2 separate regions of the Homo sapiens genome follow, and region 2 is linked to region 1. A link is a loop called in an ENCODE intact Hi-C map of the cell type or tissue named here. Cell type or tissue: endothelial cell of umbilical vein. All regions are shown on one strand.

What was found. Hi-C counts contacts between places; a loop is a spot of excess contacts. Peaks named below come from ENCODE experiments on the same cell type or tissue, not always from the same donor. Only the 100,000 strongest peaks of a DNase experiment are listed, where the experiment ranks them.
Region 2: it touches region 1 in a loop (19-fold over the local background); 91 of 110 quality-filtered maps call a loop at or near these places.

Annotation. Positions count from the first base shown.
Region 1 is chr1:169,462,483-169,470,482 of GRCh38, forward strand. SLC19A2 (solute carrier family 19 member 2) reads right to left here. Exons shown (of 6, transcript NM_006996.3): 3 at 7,482-7,704; 4 at 6,162-6,354; 5 at 5,629-5,770; 6 at 1,427-3,495. The coding sequence ends at 3,367. Among named protein-coding and RNA genes, the nearest start is that of SLC19A2, 19 kb to the right of the region's middle. In endothelial cell of umbilical vein, no CTCF peak of the experiment used is centred here; a DNase peak (open chromatin) is centred at 3,959.
Region 2 is chr1:169,542,804-169,550,803 of GRCh38, forward strand. F5 (coagulation factor V) reads right to left here. Exons shown (of 25, transcript NM_000130.5): 9 at 7,837-7,936; 10 at 6,998-7,212; 11 at 3,639-3,789; 12 at 1,493-1,705; 13 at 1-311. Among named protein-coding and RNA genes, the nearest start is that of F5, 40 kb to the right of the region's middle. In endothelial cell of umbilical vein, CTCF peaks have their summits at 3,796 (motif pointing left) and 7,637 (motif pointing right); DNase peaks (open chromatin) are centred at 3,758 and 7,648.

The DNA of each region.
Region 1 (8,000 bases):
CTGCATTTAAAAATACAGTAAGAATAAGGCTGGGCAAGGTGGCTCATGCCTGTAATCCCAATAATTTGGGAGACAAAGGTAGGAGGATCGCTTGAGGTCAGGAGTTCAAGACCAGCCTGGACAACATAGTGAGACCCCATCTCTACAAAATAACAATTCACTGGGTGTGTTGGTACCCGCCTGTGATTTCCAGCTACTTAGGAGGCTGAGGCAGGAAGACTGCTTGAGCCCAGGAGTTCAAGGCTGCAGTGAGCTGTGGTTGTGCCACTGTACTCCAGCCTAGGAACACTGACTCTTTAAAATAAAAATTTAAAAAGATGAGCATTTAACTATTGTATTGGCAGGTGGCTGAGTCCATCACATACCATTTATATAATTAAATGTTCACATGACACCAGAATCTGTTTTGCAACAAAAAACAAAAATAAGACATGGTCCCTGGTCTGAAGGCTTCCAATCTGAAAGGTAATAAGACACAGGCAATGAAACTATAGGGCTATAAAACTATATTTAAAAAAATTTTTGGCCGGGCGCAGTGGCTCATGCCTGTAATCCCAGCACTTTGGGAGGCCGAGGCGGGCGGATCACGAGGTCAGGAGATCGAGACCATCCTGGCTAACACCGTGAAACCCCATCTCTACTAAAAATACAAAACATTAGCCGGGCGTGGTGGCAGGTGCCTGTAGTCCCAGCTACTCGGGAAGCTGAGGCAGGAGAATGGCGTGAACCCAGGAGGCAGAGTTTGCAGTGAGCCGAGATTGCCACTGCACTGCAGCCTGGGCAACAGTGCAAGACTGTCTCAAAAAAAAAAAATTTATTTTTGCATGAAAAATTTCCAGGACTTTGGTGATAAGCAGCGAAATCAATGCCTTAAGTAGATTTTGAAATGGTATATTAAAAAATGGTACTCATTTGGATACTGTAAGAAAATACTGATTAGGTTTCTGGGATATAATGGACAAATGATTCTCAACTCATGGCAAGAAGATTCCTCCCTGGGTATCAGAATAATTTGAGGTGGAACAAAGAGGCTATGAAGTTTCAGAACAAGGTGGTATTTTCTGCTCTTGCTTTAATTTCCTTTATTGTAAAAATTCAGTTAACATCAAAGAGAGTGTCTTTTTTTTTTTTTAAGGAAGAATGCTTTAAAAAGAGATAAGAGCAGTGCCAACATGAAAACCAAAAAAAAAAAAAAAAACAGTGCAACGGGGTGCCAAAAAAAAGGGGGAAAACATCTGAAATAAGGGGGAAGAGTCAAAGGTAAAAATCACAAAGCAATGGAATAATTAAAAAGATAACAAAAGGTTAACTAGGCAAGTTAGACCAGGGGAAGACTTAATATGAAATTTGTCCTAGGATAAATTATTAAAATATTTAAAGATATAATCTAAAGCTCCTACTGAAATAGAAGATAAATTTAAAACAATTTTGATTAAAAAGAGAAAATATACTGTAAAATATTTATTTAATAAAAATAATTTTATAATCTATACAGAATTGAATAAAAAGTACAACAAATTATTTTCACTTATTTACAAAACTGCATACAGTACAACTTGCACATTGAGTTCAGCATTCTATAAATATGGCCACATACCAAGATGTGAACATATTCTTGTCTTATATAAGAAAAGGCTCAGGTTGTATGCCACAAACTTTGAATTAAATTCCAGGGAAATATTGCTTTGGTAACATGAACAATTTGTACCACATTCCATTAAAAAAAGATTTAATAAAATCCCTCAAACAGCACTTTTCTACTTGTTTCGGAGTACACAATTCCCAAATTAGCACAAACAAAACAAAGCAAAAAAAGAAAAACAGACAGAATGTAAAATGAAGGTTGCTACTTTTATGATATCACTTCCCTTTCCCTTCCTTAGCTAGTGTTCTTTTCCTTTCCCTTAATAGTAAAGGATGGTGAATAGAAAATGACCTATTCTTATCCCCATCCATTTGCTTCTAGGATTCCTGCTTAAACCAAATGAGTATGTCGACTTTGCAATCTTGACACACTATTATTAACACTGTTCAGCTGTGTCATTCTAAAAAAGTTAATACCCCAGTTAAAAGCACCTATCTAGATTCTTTTCAAGATAAGGCAACAAAGTCAGCTTTAAAATAGTTTTCATGTCTGACATATACTAGCAGCCCCTTGGTAGACTGATTTCAGAATTAAATGCATATAGAACATTTTTTCAAGTAACTTGGTAATGAAATCACTAGCAATTTTAAGCAAATATTCAAGATGATCTACCTTTAGAAACAAAGGCAGATTTAAGGTAAAAAAATGCAGGAATCACATCTATCCTAGTTCCTGTCCCATTGAAATAATTGAAAAGAGGCTCAGTTTATGAAAAAGGCCTTGGACTAATGCAATTCCTATTGACATCTTTACTTGGATAAGAAAAACAAATTAATATAAAAACTATAAATAGGGATGAAATTATTAAAAAAAGATTTTTCATTTTATTTTGGAAATAAAAGGGAATACAAATACAAATGGCCTAGTTACATCTTTAGCCTATATATGAACTTTTAATCTTGGAATTAATAGTCCTTCATATTGAAGATTTAAAGACAAGCAAGCGTACCTTAAGCTTTCTTAAGTCTCTTCATTTAGCAGGCTTCAAAACTTGCCTTATTTTCTAACTAAATGAGCTTCTCTGGGAAGCATATGAATAATGCAAAAACGTACTTCTAAACAAATTTTACAGAAATAAATAATCGTCACAATGGGAACCAAGAACATTCATATGATGAATTTTTTTAAAATAACTTAAAATTAGAAATGATACGTACACCTTAAAATACAGAACACTAAACCAGAACAAATATTGCCAGTGATAGAATAACTATGTAGAAAGACCAATGTACATGAGTAACACAGAAATAAGAATTAAATTGAATAGAGGCAGATGCTGTTAGAACATATTTCCATCCATCATGACTTGCAACATTTTGTGGCCTCTGTGGAGCCCTGGTCCCACCAGGCCAAGCATCTGGCTAAGTAGATACAGACATATGTGACCTATAAAACACCAAACTCACTTGCTAATGAAGTATACAACACCATGTGCTGCTTTGATTGCTCTTGACTGGTTTTTAAAATCAAGTTCACTTTTGAATCAGAAAAAAAGTCATCCTTAAATTAGCTCTCATAAATAATCCATGAAATAAACTTTACTTCTGGCTCCTCTGAATAGTATCATGTTATTCCCGGAACACAAGGTATTAGTCAAGTGGCTGCTGTGAAGTCAAGAAATGCACATTCATAAATATATGTCTACGCTTTAAAAAATCAAACACATCCAGGCAGTTGCTGTGCAGAGTTCTTGCTATAAGAAGAAGCCCTTCAGCAGTATATTATGAAGTGGTTACTTGAGAACTTGATTGTGGATCTTCCAGCTTTCTACATTTCTTCATAACACTGACTGCACCACTGGCCAGGAAAACCACAGCGATGAGTGCAAAATAACTGGCATAGATCAAAAACTAGAAGGGGGAAAAGCAGTTTATTGAATTATCAATGACAAGAGGATTACTCTATAATAAAGTATATTCAGAATTTGTCCATAAAGCCTCAAAAAATATTGCATACTTACACCACGTGCCAGACCCTGAAGACACAAAGCAGCATCACAGCACGGTGGTACTAAATAAAGCCTGACTGCCTGAGTGTGAATCCTGACTTCATCCCTTACAAGCTGCGTGAACTTGATTGAGATACTTCATCTCTGAGCCCTTCTTCACTTACAAAATGGAATTCATAGTAGTTCTCACTTTACAGCGATGTTGGTACCCATCAGTGAGATCATAAATGCTTATTAGCACAATGCTAATGCTGTTAGTATTACTTTTATTGTTGTTGCTGTTATTGTTATAATTCAGTCCTGGTCTCTGCCTTCAAGCTGATAGGTGGGTACAAATAGGCCAAATTCTGAAGATCAAGAACTTCTCTATTTTTCCCCAGAAGAGGGCAGCGGCAGGTCAACTATATTCCATTACAGGATTACTTAATGTAAGAATTCTTCCCTAAGACAATTTTTTTTTTTTAAGTTCTGGGGTACATGTGCAGAATGTGCAGATTTGTTATATAGGTATACGTGTGCCATGGTGGTTTGCTGCACCTATCAACCCATCATCTAGGTTTTAAGCCCTGCATACATTAGGTATTTGTCCTAATGCTCTCCCTTCCCTTGCCTCCCACCCCCCAACAGGCCCCAATGTGTGTTGTTCCCCTCCCTGTGTCCATGTGTTCTCATTGTCCAACACCGACTTATGAGTGAGAACATGCAGTGTTTGGTTTTCTGTTCCTGTGTTAGTTTGCGGCGGATGATGCCCTAAGCGAAATTTTAATGTGACTATATGGTTTATTAACATCATCATCATCATCATCTTCTTAAAATAACATACTAAATACTTACAAACTGGTTCAAAAGTACAATGAGAGTATGGCCTTAAATCACTGAGCCAGTTTCTTTCAATGTTGGCTACACTTCTGCAGGAAGCCATTAATCAATCATGGCAGTTAGGGTTTCAGCACCACCCATAAAATCCTATTATTCCACGTGTTTAAATCCACCATTTCTATAAGAATCTGCTGACAAATTTCCACTTCCAATGACAGCCATGTTTCCCTCAACTGTAATAGTCCTGGGAACTCTCCCTTATACAGGGAGGATGGCAAGCACTTAAGTTTCTCTCCTACTTTCCATCCTGAAATAAGTTTTGGGGTTAGATGTTGGTTTAACTCTAAGCTCTGGAACACTACTAGTGATGGTATGGACAAGTCACTTAACATCTCTCAGACTCATCTTCTTCATGTCTAATACAGCAACCCTACAAATCCTATATAAAGCACTTGACACGTAGAGGCACTCAATGCACATTGTCTATTATTACTATTTCTCTCTTAGATCGCTTCAGTAAAAACAAAGTTAATTACGGCTAATATGTTGGGAAGAAATCATTTGGGTTGGGATGGGGGTGGGAGTAAATACTTCTTGATTCATTCAGTTGCCCATTTTACCAAAGTACAAAACAAGATATACTTAAAACTCACAATGCATGAAGGCATATACAACTATACAATTCCTGAACGTAAAAAGTATTCACATTGTTGTTGGGTGTTGGTGCAAGTTTCTCAATAGTCATAAGTTACAAATCATAATGTTGTTCATCAGCAGCAAGGCATTACCGTGGTATTTGGGTGAGGGGTGTTTTAAATAAAGAAGGGAGGAGACTTAAAGAGTTGTGAGATGAAGCAGGGAATCTCAAACATGGGATACAGTATTCCAAGCATAGATTTAAGTATAGAGGGAAATAATGGATGAGGAAGCAGAAGGTCTTGGTCTGTAAGGAATCAATATTACCTCTCAGCTGAAACAGCCCCATTGGGCTGATGAGTTACACTCGGGAATGTTCTAAGACCTGACAATCCCAACACCCTCCCAGGAGAAAAGAACTAAGGATAGGGGAGAAGATGTTGAATGAAGGAAGGAGGGTATGCTTTTACTTTACATCTGTTCCCTATTGTTTGGATTTGTTTTCATTAAGCATACATATACTTCTGTCACCCTGATCAAGTCACACATACTACCTTCGATGCCAAAGGAGAGATCTTACCTGAGTGGTAATTTCTAATCCAAGGCCACTGGCATCTACCACAATTAGAGTGAGCAGCGTCTGCAGTGCCAGGGCAATGAAGGTATTTACACCAAATACTAGGGCATAGCGTTCCATGCTGAGGTTTGCAGCAATTTGAAAACTTAAAAAAAAATAAAAGAGTGAATAAATAAGAATTACTTCTGGAGTACTTATAATATTTATTCTAAATAAAAGTAAACATTTATCTTTAAACATGAAGAGTCCTTCTTTCTACTGTCAATTGCCTTTCCAACCAAATGAAAACATTCTGCAACTAAATGATATAAATCTCATGCAAACATCTGAAAACAGTAGGAACATACAAACATGGGAATAAACAAAACTTGCCTAAATGCTTCCTCAGGAGAAAAACTGATAATGCACATATAATACAATGCTTCCTCCCATTTGCCTCATTTAACTAGAAACTTGAATATTTTGGTTTGTAAAGAAACCAAAAAATTTATCCTGTTACAATTTTTCCTAAGGCTTCTATGAGCCAAAATACATACGTTGCTATCGTGATGAGTAACATGTAGATGATTCTGAAGACAACATAGGATGCATAGCACACCCAAATGTTACCCACAGTGTCCATGATATACACTGCAGCAGCAATCAGGAGAGAAAAGAGAGATAATGTCATTTCTCCCCAAGTTGACCAGGATATTTTTATATAACCAACTGCAAACACAGCAACAGCACCTACAGAACAAACAAAAAAAATCCAATTATTTTGCTACACAAATGCTGTTGCAATAAATTAAAAACTCAGCTTAGATTATTAAATTTTAAAATCTGCAAACTTATAAACAGAATAGCTCAAGATTATGGAGGGCCTTGAAACTCACACAGAAATTTCTGAACTTGATGGAATCAATAAAATGGAGCCACTGAGATGACAGACTGAATTAGGAGAGGTGGCAATGAGATGAAAATGCAGGACAAAGACACAGGGACATTGCTAAGGAAAAAAAATGCTGCAGCTGAAGCAGAGGCAAGAGTCAAAAAGAACCATAGCTTCTAATTTGGCATCATGGCAGGATGAGTCATCTCTCCTTCAAACCAAGGAGCAGTCTAGAACATGGCAAAAGGGCTTCTCTGCCTTTTGGTAAAACAGTGATGATGATAAGGATAGCTAAAATCTATGAAGTGTTTTCTGAGGGCCAAGACAGATAATAAGTGTTTACAGAAATCATATAACACCATCCAACAACCTCAGGAGGTAGGTCAACAAATTAGAAATGAACAATAGAGTAAGATGGTCAAATACACAGGCTCTGAAGCCATCCTGCCTGAGTTCAAGTCTTGACTTTACTACTTACCATCCATATGACCTTGAGCAAGTTATTAACCTACCAGTCCCAAGTTTCCATTGCAAAATGGGGATAAATTCTACCTATCTCAGGAATTTTGTGAGGATTGAGTTAATGTATATAATGTCCATAGAACAGTACCTAGCACATATTAACATTCAACAAATATTAGATACTATTGTTATAAACTATTATATATTGCCATTCAAAATTTCACATCAAGTGACAAAACTACCCAGTAAATACAGAGATAATGGAAACTTGGATAAACAATCTTGAAAATTATTATATTAGGTTTACTCAAAGCTTATAAAAAAATTCCAGTTTGTTAGTCATAGTCCTGCTCCACTTGAGTACTTCTAAGTTGTCCTCCTAAATTGTAAAATCTAGCTCAAAATAATCATTTTTTGAGGCTATTTCAAATTTGGGAGGGGTGAATAAATCTGATTATGGCTGGCTTAACTACCAGAGGAATCCCTCCCCCACCACGACCCTCTATTATCCTGCATTGCTTACCCAGTAAGGTTGAAACGGCCTCCACGCCACCATTATAGATAGCAGCATAGCGAGAAGGCATCACTTTCTCCCACAGGCCCTGTGTGTAGTTCACAACTTGAAAATAGCCACAGGTAGAGAGGGCCCACCACACAGACCAGCAGAGAAGAGGGCGAGAGGAGTAGCACATCAGGAAATCATTCCATAGTACTTTCAATACAAGGAGACGGTCTGGCTTGGGTTCCTACATAGCAAAAGGGAACAATGCTCAAACTCTGATGAAGGCAATTATATAGAAAGCAATTTACAGGCCCAATTACTTACCTAACAGACTTTTTTCCTTGTGAAAACTAACTGCTTACTTCATAAACTTATTAACAAATACATTTATCCCCTCTGGCGAAAAATATGTTCTCATAGGATTTTTGCTTTAAATGCACTATAGCATTAACACAGCTGTATGTAATCAACCCAGCAAAAGATGTACTGTTTACAAAATGAAGATGATGAAAAGAGACCGCAGGCTTCAGCCAATGGGAG
Region 2 (8,000 bases), 80 kb after region 1:
AGTGCCATTCTCCAGAGCTAGGGCAGTAAGATTGAACTCTTCTTCTTCCTGATTCAATGATGAGTTTCGGAATGACCTGATTCCTAATGCTGCAGCCAGTCTGTTCTGGTAATCATAGTCAGCATCACTCTCTTCATCTTCAGGTTCTAAACGATCATGCATTTTCCGTGTAGCCATGACTGTAGATTCTGGAGGTTCAAAAATCTCATATGAGTCTTCATCATCATCTGGGATACATTTAACATCCCTGAATTTCAGCCTCAGCTTTTTGCTTCTTGGACTAGAATTCATGGAAGTTAACATCCAAGTTCCTACAGAAGAGAGACAGACAGAAGAGAGATCTGGAAGTCTGGGAAAAGACATGAAAACACAATAATCCATTGTGGCAGGTAATTTCTAATAAACTTTCGTCAGGAATATTCAAGTATGGGCTGTGGACCACTGCTTGTCTGTGACCTATTGATTACTGGGTCAAAATAACACAAGGAGAGAAAAATGAGAATGAAATATTTAGTAAACTTTTGTTTTTCTAAAGCAATTTGACATTGCTGTGACTCTAAGCACATGACCAGTGCGTTCATCTCGCTTAACAGAATAAAAAACAAAAGTGTTGCTTAGTGGAGATTAGAGGGGAAAAAAGGTCTTTCAGCACAGATAGTTGCTCACTATTTTAAAATATATTAAGAAAGGGATGAATCAAGAATAAAATGGACTTTTAATATCATAAATATCCTAACAGCACATCTTGTCTTAGAATTAAAGGGATGGTGATGAGCTCTATCCCCACAAATAAGAGACATTTAGATGTTTCTAAGTAATAATTCACGAGGACAATTTTGAATCTCTGAAATGGCATGCATTGCTGGAACATCAAAGATTTCTTGGTGAGTCTCCAATAGTTACCATTGTTGGTGTCTACTGAGTGCTAGGCACTTGGCGCATATTACTATTTTAATGGTCAAAGTAACTCTGTGAGATGTGATTACACTGTTTTCCAGATAAATGACTTGTGGCTCAGTGTGGCCAAGTAACTTGTGTAAGGTTACACAGCAATCGATTGGCAGATCAGGACTTGCATTCCAGTCTGACAAACTCCAAAGCTGTTGCTGAAGCAGCCTTTAAGGCACTGTACCTGATGATTGAAGATGACTGTTGCAAAAAACCGAATAGGGCATTTTGATAAAAGAAATGCTCTTTTGTGGCCAAAATATTTATGCTTCTTCCTCAGAGTTATGCCTTATTTTTCTGCTGTTGTATATTTTTACTTCCTACTTTGCCCAGAGAAGGAAAAATATAACCCACACTAAAGAACTGGATCCATTTAAGTCATTAATTTCTCAAAGAGAAATCATGAGAAACATTGAAAGAAAAGCCTGCAGGGGGTCAGGGAGATACATAGAGGAGCACTGGTAGCCTGGAGAGTTGCAGCAGACCTTTATAGACCAGAAATTCAAAGCAAGCTTCCTCTGTGAGTGTCCAGACTCTTACTCACCAACATTATCCATTGTGACCGTCACAGATTCTCCACGCATGGGGAAGAGGGTCAAGGTGTCCTCATGCCTCTTTCCATAGATGAATGAGTGCCCAGTGAAGTGGATGGTCAAAATTTCATTCTGGGTCCCCACACTACAGAAGTGCCACTGGACAGTGTCATCAAAGCAGAATCCAAGAGTAGTTATGCTCTCAGGCACATAGCCATTGATAGCTGAAAGTGTAAAATCTGTTAAAATTCCAAGTCTATGCCAACAAAAGGGCATGTGTCTAATTATACCTAAGATAAATGTCTCCATGTTAATTTGGTTGTGTCAAAGCAGTGATTATCCAAGATAAGCTTTATCTAGTCTAACATGTGACTAGAAGATCAAACTCAGAATTTTCAAATGAGAGATTATTCTCCTAAATTAGCCAAAGGAGAAATCTCAGGAAAAAGATAAAGCCTTCCATTTACATTGATTTAGTCATTCATCAAATGTATAGTAAATATTTTGTGCTCCATTCTCTGCCTTTAAAGATATTCTAATAATTCCACTTGGAGGAAAAGCATAATATAAGAAATTCATCTTTTTGATATATTAGTCATTGGGTAAGAAGTAATGTCCCTAAAAATAAAGCCCATTTAGCATATTTTATAGTTTTTATTGCTGTCTTATAATCTACATAGTATTCACAGTTTCCATTTGAGTATCCAGTTCATACATTTCATTATTGTTAAAAGGGACACTGCTGTAGGCAATATTTTTATTTACTTATGTACTAAGCATAGTAAAAAACCAAAGGTATGATTTCTACAAGGGCAGGGCTCATGTCTACCTCGATTACCACTCTTAGCCTTAGTACCAGTATAATGACTGGCATTAACAAATATTTAAATACCTACTTAAATCACTTAAGTGACTTTAATAATTTACATGATGTATTATTAGTTTATACCTCATTCTAGATGTTTTTCTAAATGGTCTATAACTGCATTGTTCAATATGGTAGCCACTGGCTACAAGTGGTTATCGAGCACTTGAAATATGGGTAGACTGGACTGAGATATGCTGTGAGTATAAAATATACATTGAATTTCAAAGACTTAGTAATAAAGTAAGTCTCATTAATTTTTATATTGGTTACATGTTGAAATGATAATATTCAGGATATACTGAGTTAAGTAAAACATATTACTAAAATTAATGTCACCTATTTCTCTTTACTTTTTAATGTTGCTATCAGAAAATTTTAAATTACGCATGTAGCTCATACGTAGTTTCTATTGGACAGCACTGGTCTAGAACTATGATAGATTCACTGCCAAAAGGAAGTTATGCAAAGAAAGCTGAGAGTAATTTTCTGTTTGAATTATTTGACCTGGCACCTGTCAGCTCTGATAATCCCTAGCTGTCAGTCATCTGAAGCTATATGAACAGAACATGCAGAAATCATCCTCACATGTGTGATTACCTACTAGAGAAGGTGATTACCATGACTCTAGACTCTGAGGATCAGTAGGGGGACCCTGGCTGTTGTGGAGAAGTTTGCTTCCAGCTGGCTCAGTGACATTTCTCTCAGACTGCCATGGCAGTGCTTTTGGCCACTGAACTTTAGAACTGCAGCAAATGCCGGAACCCTCATTCAGGGAATTCCTTTTGTTCTGAAAATCTTACTGATCACTTGAAATGTCTTCATGCATGCCTTTCCAAGACTCTTGGGTCCCTATACTCATTTTGCTCTACTTTGATGTGTCAATCCATCTTTGGATTACTTGCCTTCTTTCTGTCCTAGCCATATATTCACCCTGAACTCAGTCTAGGATACTATTGACATGGACTATAACACCTTCCATTAGTCCTACTCTCTCACCCTTTTCCTCACCACGCAGAGTATGTCTGTGTACACACACACACACACACACACACACACGCTTGGAATAGAAGATCAAACGCATTTCTAAGGATGTGAGCCTTTGACCTCTTGCTTAAAAATGTTGCTATGATGTCACCCACGGATTTCATCACCAAGTCTTTGGACTGGAAGTGAGGATTGGAGGTGCCCCTTAGCGAGTAGATTTTAATCCATGTCTCTGACTCTAGGCACAGTCATATTTCAACCACAGGAATGAAAAACTGATGAACAAAAATAGTACTCTGACTTACTGCTCATGATGTTTGATTCATAAAACTTGGGGTCATCACGTTTCACCTCATCAGGATTTTCACAAAACTTGTTGATGTTGTCCTCAAGGTACCAGCTTTTGTTCTCATCAAACACAGCAAACACAGCCTGCTGTTCGATGTCTGCTGCCCTCTGGAGGACAAAACAGTATAGTACTGGTACAAGAACAGACGCATAGACCAATGGAACAGAATAGAGAACTCAGAAATAAGGCTGCGCACCTACAACTATCTGATCTGTGACAAAAGCAAGCAATAGGGAAAGGATTCTCTATTCCATAAATGGTTCTGGGAAAACTGGCTAGCCGTAGGCAGAAAATTGAAACTGGACCCCTTTCTTACATCATATACAAAAATTAACTCAAGATGGATTAAAGACTTAAATGTAGGCCTGGCGCGGTGGCTCACGCCTGTAATACCAGCACTTTGGGAGGCCAAGGCGGGTGGATCACCTGAGGTCAGGAGTTGAAGACCAGTCTGGTCAACATGGCAAAACCCGTCTCTACTAAAAAAAAAAAAAAAAAGAAAAGAAAAGAAAAGAAAAGAAAATTAGCCAGGCATCGTGGCTTATGCCTGTAATCCCAGCTACTCGGGAGGCCGAGGGGCCGAGGCAGGAGAATCACCTGAACATGGGAGGCAGAGGTTGCAGTGAGCTGAGATCGTACCACTGCACTCCAGCCTGGGCAACAGAACGAGACTCCATCTCAAAAATAACAGAAACAAACAAACAAAAAACAACAACAACACACTTAAACGTAAAACCCCAAACTACAAAAACCCTGGAAGACAACCTAGGCAATATTATTTGGGACATAGGGATGGGCAAAGCTTTCATGACGAACATGCCAAAAGCAATAGCAACAAAAGCAAAAATTGTCAAATGGGATTTAATTGAAATAAAGAGCTCCTGCACAGCAAAAGAAACTATCAAGAGAGTAAACAGACAACATTCAGAATGGGAGAAAATTTTTGCAAACTATGCATCTGGCAAAGGTCTAATATGGAGCATTTATAAGGAACTTAAATTTACAAGAAAAAAACAAACAGCCCCATTAAAAAGTAGGCCAAGGACAGGAACAGACACTTTTCAAAAGAAGACACACATGTGGCCAAAGAGCATATGAAAAAAACGCTCAACATCACTGATCATTAGAGAAATGCAAATCAAAACCACAATGAGATACCATCTCGCACCAATAAGAATGGCTATTATTAAAAAGTCAAAAACTAACAGATGTTGGCAAGGTTGTGGAGAAAAAGGAACACTTATACACTCTTGGTGGGAGTGTAAATTAGTTCAACCATTGTGGAAGATACCATGGTGAGTCCTCAAAGACCTAAAGTCAGAAATACCTTTGAACCCAGCAATTCCATTACTTGGTATGTACCCAAAGGAATATAAATCATTCTGTTATAAAGACACATGCATGCGTATGTTCATTTTCGCACTCTTCACAATAGCAAAGACATGAAATCAACCCAAATGCCCATCAATGACAGACTGGATGAAGAAAATATGGTACATATACACCATAGAATACTATGTGACCATCAAAAAGAACAAGATTATGTCCTTTGCAGGGACATGGATGGAGCTGGAGGCCATTATTCTAAGCAAGTTAACGCAAGAACAGAAAACCACATACTGCATGTTTTCACTTACAAGTGAAAGCTAAATTATGAGAACACATGGACACATAGAAGGGAACAATACATACTGGGGCCTATCAGAGGATGGAGGGTGGAAAGAGGGAGAGGATCAGAAAAAATAACTAATGGATACTAGGCTTAATACCTGGGTGATGAAGTAGTAAGTACAACAGACCTCCATGACACATGTTTACCTATGTAACAAACCTGCACATCCTGCACATAAGTACCCCTGAACTTAAGAGTAAAAAAAAAAGAAAAAAAAGTGCTGTATTCAGTCATTAACATTGCAGCAAATTATCTACACCACTGAGTTCTCAGAAACCAAAGTGACATAGTTCTTGGAACTACTGAAGCCATATAATTCAGGCATTTATGAGAGTCCATTGTGTACACAGCACTTGTTAGAGCTAAAGGTAATATGCAAAAGCAAACAGAACAGATAAGAAAATTCAGAGATTAAAATATCCCAAAAGAGCCGGGCACAGTGGCTCACACCTGTAATACCAGCACTTTGGGAGGCTGAGGCAGGTGGAACACCTTAGGTCAGGAGTTCGAGACCAGCCTAGCCAACATGGTGAAACCCTGTCTCTACTAAAAAATACAAAAATTACATGGGGGTGGTGGCGGGCGCCTGTAATCCCAGCTACTCAAGAGACTGAGGCAGGAGAATCACTTGAACCCAGGAGGCAGAGGTTGCAGTGATCTAAAATGGTGCCACTGCTCTCCAGCCTGGGTGACAGAGTGAGACTCTGTCTCAAAAGAAAAAAAAAAAAAAAACAAATCCCAAAAGAAAAATCTCATTTCGCTATGGCAGCTGAAAGTCTGTCTATCTCTGTAATTGCACACCTTTCAACATGAATGATTGACTGAATATGCTCTGAATAAGTGCAAAGGATGAAAGAGAAGGTTGCAATAGAAAAGCCTTATGCTTCTACTACCTGTTTCCTTTCCTAGCTCAATAAATCAGGATCTTCCATATGTCCAGAAATTCATTTCTGCTTTTTCTAGGCATATGTTTATTTTGTATGCCTTGAGATAAGACCTCTTTGGTTACAGTTTAGCATAATTGGGAATTTTAGTTTAATAATATGAGACTACAATTCTTCAATGAAGACAAACTCAGAAATTCAGTATCTTTGTTCACATTCTTCTGTATACTTTAGTCTCAACAGAGATGGGCCATAATCTGGGTCCAATTTCACTAGGAACTATGTCTCTAAATTTGGTTGCTTTCAGAGAATCTCTCCTCTGTCTCCCTATTGCAGGTCTCTAAAAATAGCAAAGACTGGTAAAGAGCTTTATACTTTTACCAGATGGTATCTCACTGAACCCCCAAACAGACCTGTAACATTTTTAGGAGGGTTATTACCCATTTGATAAAAGGAAGAAATTAGGAAAGGCTAATCAACTTGCTCAACACATCCAATACCAACAGACCTGGAATTTGAAACTAAGACAAAATATGTTATCACACTCTAGACTTGCCTTCGGCAGTGATGGTACTGATAAAAATAGACAAGACAAAAAAAAAAAAAGAATAAATGTTATCACACTGGTGCTAAAAAGGACTACTTGACAATTACTGTTCTCTTGAAGGAAATGCCCCATTATTTAGCCAGGAGACCTAACATGTTCTAGCCAGAAGAAATTCTCAGAATTTCTGAAAGGTTACTTCAAGGACAAAATACCTGTATTCCTCGCCTGTCCAGGGATCTGCTCTTACAGATTAGAAGTAGTCCTATTAGCCCAGAGGCGATGTCTCTCATGATGTCCACGTCACTGTAGTATGGTCTTGTTAAGCACTGGGCATCATTTTCTGTGGGTTCATCAAACTCTAAGATGTTCCACTTATAAGTATAGGTTTCCCCTGGTTGAACTGCTCTGATCATGGTGTTGTTCCTGCCTGAAAGAAAATATATTCAAAATTGTTTTCATTTGCAAAGTTATTTCATGATAATAAATAAATAAATAAGCTTTCGCTGGAACCAATTAATATTGCAAAAGGAATTCTTTTATTTTTATTTTTTTTAAATTATACTTTAAGTTCTAGGGTACATGTGCACAACGTGCAGGTTTGTTACATATGTATACATGTGTCATGTTGGTGTGCTGCACCCATTAACTTGTCATTAACATTAGGTATATCTCCTAATGCTATCCCTCCCCCCGCCCCCCACCCCCCCCCCCCGACAGGCCCCGGTGTGTGATGTTCCCCATCCTGTGTCTAAATGTTCTCATTGTTCAATTGAATTCTTTAAATATTCTACTTGGAACCTGGATAACATGTAGCCATTAGATAATGCTCCACTAGAGGCCACTATGACACTAATAAAAGACACCATATTTTGTTACCACTAAGAGACAAAACTCCTGAAGTGAGAAGGGTTTGGCTGTGATTTTTAGGATACTCCTACATGTATACTACCTGACTGCAGTAGTGACACCACCGGGCAAGGAGAATAGCAGAAAAATGTGGCAGCCTCTCAGAAGTTACTAGTTGGATTCAGTAGAAGTGAAAGATTCAAACCTGAGGTGAAAGAAGAGTTGACTTCATCTTCATAAGGCGAGAAGGTCACTCCATGAGGGTAAATGCTATAGGGGCGGCTGGCCATATTTTTGAACACGATCTACAAAGTTAAATCAAATTTATTCTAGGATTTAAGGTTGATCATGACAAATAATATAAGATAC